Regions from separate parts of the Homo sapiens genome. Here region 1 is linked to region 2. The links are chromatin loops, found by intact Hi-C in ENCODE. Cell type or tissue: PC-3. All regions are shown on one strand.

Region 1 (5,000 bases), 150 kb after region 2:
TGATGGGGTTGTTTTCTTCTTGTAAATTTGTTTAAGTTCTTTGTAGATTCTGGATATTAGCCCTTTGTCAGATGGATAGATTGCAAAAATTTTCTCCCATTCTGTATGCAGCCAACAAAGATGAAAAAAAGCTCATCATCACTGGTCATTAGGGAAACACAAGTCAAAACCACAATGAGATACCATCTCACGCCAGTTAGAATGGTGATCATTAAAAAGTCAGGAGGGCCGGGTGTGGTGGCTCACGCCTGTAATCCCAGCACTTTGGGAGGCCAAGGCAGGCAGAATGCACAAGGTCAGGAGATTGAGACTATCCTGGCTAACACAGTGAAACCCCGTCTCTACTAAAAATACAAAAAAAAAAAAAAAATAGCTGGGCATGGTGGCGGGCGCCTGTATACCCAGCTACTCGGGAGGCCGAGGCAGGAGAATGGTGTGAACCTGGGAGGCAGAGCTTGCAGTGAACCGAGATCTCGCCACTGCACTCCAGCCTGAGCAACTGAGCAAAACTCCATCTCAAAGAAAAGAAAAAAAAAAGTCAGGAAACAACAGATGCTGGAGAGGATGTGGAGAAATAGGAACACTTTTACACTGTCGGTGGGAGTGTAAATTAGTTCAACCATTGTGGAAGACAGTGTGATGATTTCTCAAGGATCTAGAACTAGAAATACCATTTGACCCAGCAATCCCATTACTGGGTATATACCCAAAGGATTATAAATCATTCTACTATAAAGACACATGCACACATGTTTACTGTGGCACTGTTCACAATGGCAAAGACTTGGAACCACACAAATGCCCATCAATAATAGACTGGATAAAGAAAATGTGACACATATACACCATGGAATACTATGCAGCCATAAAAAGGATGAGTTCATGTCCTTTGCAGGGACATGGATGAAGCTGGAAACCATCATTCTCAGCAAACTAACACAAGAACAGAAAACCAAACACCGCATGTTCTCACTCATAAGTAGGAGCTGAACAATGAGAACACATGGACACAGGGAGGGGAACATCACACACTGGGGCCTGTTTAGGGGTGGGGGGCTAGGGGAGGGATAGCATTAGGAGAAATACCTAATGTAGATGATGGGTTGATGGGTGCAGGAAACCACCATGGCATGTGTATACCTATGTAACAAACCTGCACATTCTGCACATGTACCCTGGAACTTAAAATATTCAGAAAGAAAACCACAGCTCTGGTCATGTTGTTCCCCTAATCAAAAACTTTCCCTGGCTCCCCATCATCTCCTTAGGCACCCAAGGCTAGTCAGGTCATCCCAGTCTCCCATTCTTACCATGCACATTAACCACAGTTGCATATGTGAGGGTTATATCCACTCTGTATAAGTTGCTTTCTATATATGCTTCATCTCTATACCCCTTACAGCCTTGCCCTGTGCTTTTCACATAGTAGATGTCATTAAATATTTTTGAATTGAATTTCATATGCCTATCTTTATTTCAGAGCCCTAGTTTTTGACCCACTCTAATGAAATCCTGCTTTTATCATACACCATTTCAAGCCTGGTCCAGATTCCCCTAGTCCAAATTTCTGAAAAGTTGGGCAAAATCCAGGCTTACATTTATCTTTGCAATAGCTACCTGAGAAGTAAATTAATAGTGTAAACTAGCTAGCATGGGTTGTGCTTGACCTAGTTAAAAAAAAAAAAAAAAAAAAAAACTTTAAAGCATGGAGGACTTTTTACACTCACTTAGTATGCTTTTTTACCTACACTTATCTCATACTTATCTGACCCTAATTGCATCCTAAATTTATTGAGATGCATTTCTTGTAAATCTTTATAATCAGACCAGTCCCACTCCACTGATTCAAATCAGTGAGGCTTGACTGCCTGTATAATGATTATTCAACTACTGTCAATTCTTTGACCTCCTACTTTTCAATGATAAATGCAAAGTGAGTCTGCTCTGCATGGCATTAAAACTGACTACCCTTTTCTACCTTAAATTTGTGGAAAAGACTGAGTCATCCACCTGAAGGGAAGAGCAGCAGCAGCAGGATTGTGGGCCACCCCCCCATGCCTTGAACAACTGGTGTAACCTCCTTGTGCCTTTTGAGTTCTTCATCTGTGAAAGGAAAAGCAATGATCAGTGCTCCTGTGTCTAGACTCCAGCCTGCCTGGCCATGTGAACCCAGAAGCATTTTCCTTTTCCAGGCCTTGAAGGCTTGAGGCCAGCTGAGTTGTTAAGGGTAAATCCTTACTCCCTGGTTACTGCCAGGTGGGGATACCTGGCTCTGAAACCAGCCTTGGACCAGGTTTGACCTTTTTACCCCAATCTCCTATCCACACCTCTTTAGCTAACTGATGAGGTTCCTATTACCCCAATTGCCCTGAGCAATAGTACTCAATCACTGCTGCATCTAGCACAACATGGAAGCAATTTTAAGAATTCTGGCCTCCAGTACCTACAGACATCATTGAACTGGGGGAATATGCTGTGGCTGGATGCTTCATGTGGTGTTAATTAAAAACAACCTGAATTTTTACAAATGCAGCTGTACCGCCCACTTACACTCCTCTGTAGTTTCCATTTAACAACCATTAAAAGCAGTGTCTGTCCCTTTAACTTCACAGAAACCACCAGTAATTCACTTTAAAGCACAGAATTCCAAAGGACTGATTCTTAATTAATCTTTGCAGGGGAGACATTTTCCCACGCAAGTTAGCATGTGAGTGATAACCCAGTGCTGCAATATCCCACTCAATTTGCCTTAATACTCACATAAGCAAGGAACTAGAGACCTAGGGAAACCAGTAACTCCTTGGAAGACTGCCATCTACTATCATGTTACTTTGCCCTAGAAGCTGCCCTTCAGGATATATTACATTAGGAAGGACTTCCTTAGAAAAGGGGTGGTTCAGGACAAATTACTCAGTGTGTGCTCATGCCTACATACACGGATATGTTGGAAATACTTGACCTGTTAATGTAACTTTCTTGGCCTCTGTTTTCTCACATGTTCAAAGGAATAATAATCCCTACTCATTTTGAGGCCATTGTAAAATAAATTGACATCATTGGTAAACTGCTGTTCAATGTATGATGCAAGGATAGTGTTCTCTTTGCACAAAGGAGTGGGTAACTGCTCATATCACCCTCCATCCCAAATTTCCCTTTCTCCCTACAACATGTTTATTCCATTCAATATAAAATCATAGGGGAATGTTGCCAGACACTGCCATAAAGAGGAGAAAAAGAAAAATTAAAAGTGATCATTATCCATGCACCCAATATACTTCACTCATTTTAAGACAGGGATAAAGTGGTCAGCCTATGCATAACATATTGTGCTTTATAAATAAGTCCATTTGAGAGGGAAATGTTAATGTACTCAAACAAGCACAATTCAACATTGCCTTGAACAAGAGATGTACAGATAGCAGGACACACGCACACACAATGGTATATGATTATTTCAAAGTAAAAATTGGTTACAGTGTATGTTAAGGACAGCCGTGGAGGTAAAACAATCAGAAAATGGCAGTCTGAAGGCTGGGCATGAAAGTATAACGAGCAGTTCAACCTTTACAGTTTTTGATGGGAGTTATTACAATTTATGGGATTATTGTATGAGTAAACTTTCTGCTATTTTCAACATGTGGGCCACCTCTTTTGATCACAATCAGAAGCCTCTCTGTGTACCTCCCCAGAATCCTCTCTGTCACTTTTGAGCTTGGGCATTAGTGAGTTCATCATTAAGATGATCCTTGACTGGAGGAAATAAGGCAAAGGAACTTTGTGACTAACAAAATCATGTCTTGGCAAAAGACTAGTATCCGAAATCTACAAGGAACTCAAATAAGCTAGAAAAAATAATAATAATAATCCCATCAAAAAGTGGGCAAACGACACAAATAGACATTTTTCAAAAGAAGATATGAACATCCAACAAACATGAAAAAACGTTCAACATCACTAATCATCAGGGAAAGGCAAATTAAAACCGCAATGAGATACCACCTTATTCCTGCAAGAATGGCCATAATTAAGATGTCAAAAAAACCATAGCTGTTGGGATTGATGTGGTGAAAAGGGAACACTTTTACACTGCTGGTAGGAATGTAAATTAATACAACCACTATGGAAAATGATATGGAGATTCCTTAAGGAAATAAAAGTAGAACTACCATTCAATCCAGCAATCCCACTACTAGGTATCTACCCAAAAGAAAAGAAGTCATTATATTAAAAAGACACCTGTGCATGCATATTTATAGCAGCACAAGTCGCAATTGCAAAGATATGGAACCAACCTAAGTGCCCAATGGCCAATGAATGGATCAATAAAATGTGGTACATGTACACCAGGGAATACTACTCAGCCATAAAAAAAAGAACAAAATAATGCCTTTTGCAGCAACTTGGATGAAACTGGAGGCCATTATTCTAAGTGAAGTAACTCAGGAATAGAAAACCAAATACCATATCTTCTCACTTATAAGTGGGAGTTAAACTATGAGAATGTAGAGGCATAAGAGTGATATAATGGACTTTTGGGAGTCGGTGGGGAAGGTGAGGAGTGGGGTGAGAGATAAAAGACTACATATTGGGTACAGTGTACACTGCTCAGGTGATGCCTGCACTAAAATCTCAGAAATCACCACTAGAGAACTTATCCATGTAAGCAGAAACCACCTGTCTCTCAAAAACTACTGAAATAAAATAATTTTAAAATTATGTCTTGGGTAATTGTTTTGAGATTGATGGTGCACAGTAGTGTTTGAAAACTCATAAAAGGGAAGAAGACCCTCAAAGAATATGTGGTCAAATCCCCTCATTCCTCATTGCCCAGATAGAGGCATTAAAGCTCCTAAAGCAAAAGAGACCTACCCAAGGCCACAGTGTAAGGGAAGGAGAAAGCTGTTGGGAAGCCCATCCAGTAAGACTGGCCTCATCTCACATGTGAGAAGGGATCACCGCCATTTTCCCAAGGAATGATCTAGAGTCAACCTCAAGGGGTC
Region 2 (5,000 bases):
ATCTGGCCTTGGGTCAGAGAGGGCTCTGCAAGCTCCAGTTATCCACTTCAGTCACTGTTTTACATAATCCCATCATTTTGTAAATCATTTCATTGATACCAGCACTTTCACAGAATTGTTTTATTTGAACAACTCAGAGGAAGGCCACAGCAGAGGGTCCCAAGTTTTTGATAGATGAGAAAATTGAGAAGTTTAGTGATTCCTCCAAAGCCACCTAAGAAGTCTGCAGCAGAGGTAAGTCTTTTACTCCTGATCCTTTATCTTTCTGTTCTTGCTTACACAGGTGAAGGAGGTAGGTTAATCCCCTGGATTATCCTGGTATTGTCCCACTTACCCCTTTTGCTCAGTGTCATGTGGCTGTGACCAAGTAGACCACATCCAGGAGAAGTGACCTGCCATCCCACCTCACAGACAACTTCACCTCCCCAGCACCATCCTAGACCTTTTGAAAGACTGAACTGGAGTTCTAAACATTCATTAATTTAGTTGGAGTATTTTTGTTTTCTCCTCAAGAGAGTGAAAAATGGCCATTGTGAGAGAATAATGTCAAATATTCCTACAAGGGCAAAGGCAGAGTCCAGAATCACAGCTGAATCCTCCTTGTTCCATTTTTATGTGTGAATTCTTAAACCACACAGATTACATTACAAGTTGGGAATGCCTCCACCTGACTAAATATATATGTGTACACATTGGCATCCATCTCCATTAACATAATATTAGCCATTACGGGAGCATTACAACATCATCCTGCTCACAAATGTGACACAGAACAGAGTGTCACAGACACCTCAATGCACTGGACGCTTAAGTCAAATGGAAAGTTAAAAACACCTTCTGCAAGCAGCCACTGGCATTACTTCATATTTATGTTAGTTTTGCTAATCTAATCGAGTGAACTTTTTCCCTAAGAGAATATAATAGGAATATTTTATTTGAAAATTTTATGTAGTAAGCAGCTGTCTAAAGTCTTAATTTCTGTTTTCAGTAGGGTAAGTGGCAAATGCAACCAGGAAGAAAAAAATAGCAGTTTCCCAAGTGCTAGTAAGGGCAGCAGGCAGTGGAAAATCCATGCAAAGTCTTTCCAGGAAACCATTCCTACGGATCATGGGGGAAATACTTAAATGCTGGTATAGAAAAATATATCCATGCATTTCTTAATGAGGTTGAGCAAAAGAGTTGGAAAAGCCCCCAGCAATCAGGGAACAGAGGTAGAGAGAGGGAAAGTAGCTTGAAAAAGTCATTAGCAGGAGAAGGATAGCCACAATCAAGGACCTCGGCCCTGGCTCCAGGGGACTGTTTGCAGGAATTGCCTACTTTGTGCTGACATCTGGGGTGCACTGCAGGAGGAGAATGCCATTACACCCCCTGCTATTGCTCCAGCCACAGAAATGGCCATGTGCTGCATGGTGACCTACCACATCCTGTAGTTCCTTTCACTAATACTTGCCTGATCAATTACATAGCAGATATAGGGTCATGTCACAGGTTCTGTCTTTTTCTGCCATAGAAATTCAAACAGGACCCTAGCATAGTATTTATCTATATCTTGCATGAATTAAATGAGTTGAGCTGATACAATGAAAAGAGAAGGAATGTGAGGGGTAATCAGTCCTGGATTCCTGTCCTTGTTTAGGTACAACTTTGGAAAAATTACCCAGTCCCTGAGCCTCTTAAACCAGGAAAATATGTTTATCATAATTTTTCATGAAAATTACATGATATAATATATAAAACATACCTATCCTGAGGGAGTTAGGAAGTGGGTGTCAGTAGTAATTACATATTGGGAGTCAAGATATAATCTTAACGCATTCTATTGATGATAGCAACAAGCAATAATCTCATTGGTTGCTATGTTCTGAGGCAGCCTGCATCTTGAATTAGAAGAAGGTCATGGCCCCAGGAACAGAGTATAGACCTTAAAAAGAAATACATGCACAAAACACCATTTCTGAAGATAATCCCAGGGACCCAGAGCTATAAATTCCAGATATTTCTTCCTCAGTGGTGCCTAATCCACCTGGCCTCACCCATCATACCATGCACCTATTCTTCACTACAGCCACCTCTATCTTGGGCTCCATGTTCCCCACCTTAGCTCCTGGTATAGGTGCCTTTGTTTAAACACCAGCACATAATATAGAACTTGACCTACTGGTATTCATTAAACTGGTGTAAAATGAGTGAACTAAGTGACCAGTTTTGAATCTGCTTTTCATGACAACACTCCAGCATGTTCTTTGATTTGAAATTGAAACTCTTGAAGATGGGAGAAAAGAAGGAAAGCAAGTTCAGGGCTTTTATCTCCCTGACTTCCTTCTTTCAGGGCTGCCTTAGGCTGCTTGGGTCCCTCACCAAAGACCAGTGCTCCTTGCAGTGGGCCCCTCAATACAACACACTCCTCCCAAGTTCCATTAACTGCTCCCTCCGTTTGTCAATTGAGGAGTAGGGGTGGCCACAACCCTGCTGTTACTAGCCTCTTGTGCATAGCCTCTTGTGTTTTTCTTACCTAGAATGGCCACTCACCCTACTTTTCGCAGAAATGGAGTGTTGTGAAATCCTCTCATTCGGATGAGAGGGCTCTCAGTACTAAAACAGTCTTGGGCAAACTGGATGGTGAGTCACCCTACCTACGTCCTGCACACACCTTTGTAAATAGCTCCTTTACTAAACCTTCCTTTTATCACTCTGGTTGAAAAGAGTCATCCACTTTCTTTTTGGGACCTTGAATAATTCATTATCAAAAATCACACCCTATTTTGTCTTCTGCAAGAATTGTTGATGTGAGGCTACCTATGAACACATTCCCTCCTCTGGGGAGAAAGCCCACCTACAATTGGAGACAGTAAGGCCAGTACACCAGGGGCAGCAGAAATGAGAGACAGCAGTGGAGGAAATCCCTGTCTCCTCAGGACCCAGAGTCCAGCCCAGGGATGCTGGCTCCTGAGTGCTTCTTTTTTCTGCAAGGCAGTCATGTCTTTCCCAGCCATACCAGCCAACAAATTCCTAACTTGTAAAAAAAGGACCACTGCCGCTTCAACCAGTTTTGCCTGAGACAGTTCTGTGTACTTCTGTGTGTAGGCCAGGAATGAGAGACCAAAGTGAAGTCTCCCAAAGCATCTCCCTAGCCTAAGTCAGGATGAGAGAAGAGTACATCAGTGGTAAAATATGGCAGCCTTTTAAAAATGTTTTTCAAAACACAACAACACATGCTGGCAAGGCTGCAAGAGAAAAGGGAAAGCTTATACAATTTTGGTGAAAATGTAAATTAGCTCAGTCACTGTGGAAAGCAGCTTGAAGATTTCTCAAAGAACTCAAAACAGAACTACCATTTGAATGAGAAATCCCATCACTGGGTATATATTCAAAAGAAAATATATCATTCTACCAAAAATACACATGCACTCACATGTTCATCACAGCACTATTCACAATAACAAAGACATGGAATCGACCTGTGTGTTCATCAATGGTGGGCTGGATAAAGAAAATGTGGTACATTTACATGATGAAATACTATGTAGTCATGAAAAAGAATAAATACATGTCCTTTGCAGCAATATGGATACACCTGGGGGCCATTATCCTTGGTGAATTAATGCAGGAACAGAAAACCAAATACCACATGTTCTTACTTTAAGCGGGAGCTAAACAATGGATATTCATGGCATAAAGATGGAAACAGTAGACACTGGGGACTACTAGAGGGTGGAGAAAGGGATGAGGCAAGGGCTGAAAAACTAATTATTGGGTACGAAGCTCAGTACTTGGTTAATGTGATCAATTATACCCTAAACCTCAGCATCCCACAATATACCCAAGAAACCAACCTGCACATGTATCCCCTGAATCTAAGATAGAATCTAAAATTATTTTAAAATGTTTTTCAATAACTATTAATTGAACATGTAATGTCAATTGCTCTGCTTAGTTCTTAACAGAGATTACCTGATTTAGTCTTCATTACACTCCCTGAGCGGGTTATTATTTACATTTTATAGAGGAAGAAATGGAAGCCCAGACAAGTTGATTCACCTGCGCAGTCATATCCCTTGGAAGAGGCAGAGCCAGGATTTGAACCCATGCTATTAAGCATTGTGTTACCTTGTCTGCCTATGGTTCTCCCCAGGACGGCCTTGGTTGGATGTAGCTATTGCATCTGTCATCACAGGAATGGAGAGCCCTTCAGGAACTCACAGGGTACAGCTCAGGACATTAGGCAGCCCTGCTTCATCCTAATTTCCTTTCCTAGTTCTCGGCAAGAAGGCCTAGAAAATAGTTCATGCTTCAATCTTGTAACTTAAAACTCTGACAACAAACTGCACATGATCTAGTGCTGTACAGACTCCAACTTAGAGTATGCTTTTACTTCTCACTTCTAGATGTTTACACACTCATCAAGGCCATTACCCATCTGTGTCTGTTAGTAACACATGTCCTCAAACTTGCAAAAATTTCTCAATGCAGAGCTACCCTTGGGATGCTGAAAGATCTCAACACAGCCCCTATCCCATGCTCTTTTGTTCTTCAGTGGACACCTTTGCCCTCCCTCTCCATCTTTGCTGTAACTCAGTGGAGGATCTTACAGAAGGTGATATAAAATGGAGTCCAGAGCCTGCTTTAGCTGATGGCTTTTTCTTTTTCTTTAAAATATGTATGAAGCCAATGCCTAACTCACAAGACTGGTGGATAAAATAGCATAGTGTATGCTAATGTTCTCCTAATAGAAGGCAATTCTAGTCTTAATACATAGGTGGCATATGGCTAATTAATGGATTTGATGGTACCTGAAGATTTTGGGTGAGCAGGAAAAACAGAATAATGTTAGGATGATTATTTTAGGCAGAATGTGTTAGTTAACTGAATAGAGAAAAGGTCCAAGCACAAATAGTTAGAAAAGCATTACTGCAGAAGTCAGAAAGCCAATTGCCAGTAGTTTGTCCTCAAAATCAGCCTAGCTCCCTGGCTGGAGCTGGATGGACGGGAACACAGAGAAA

What was found. A loop is a pair of places that touch in the nucleus more often than their neighbours do. Peaks named below come from ENCODE experiments on the same cell type or tissue, not always from the same donor. Only the 100,000 strongest peaks of a DNase experiment are listed, where the experiment ranks them.
Region 1: a loop joins it to region 2, with 7 times the contacts of the local background. A loop is called at or near these places in 1 of 110 quality-filtered maps.

Annotation. Positions count from the first base shown.
Region 1 is chr2:19,253,636-19,258,635 of GRCh38, forward strand. No RefSeq gene overlaps it. Among named protein-coding and RNA genes, the nearest start is that of MIR4757, 92 kb to the right of the region's middle. In PC-3, no CTCF peak of the experiment used is centred here; DNase peaks (open chromatin) are centred at 2,036 and 2,866; H3K27ac peaks cover 2,416 bases.
Region 2 is chr2:19,102,177-19,107,176 of GRCh38, forward strand. No RefSeq gene overlaps it. Among named protein-coding and RNA genes, the nearest start is that of LINC01376, 78 kb to the left of the region's middle. In PC-3, no CTCF peak of the experiment used is centred here; DNase peaks (open chromatin) are centred at 685 and 2,605; H3K4me3 peaks cover 433 bases; H3K27ac peaks cover 2,509 bases.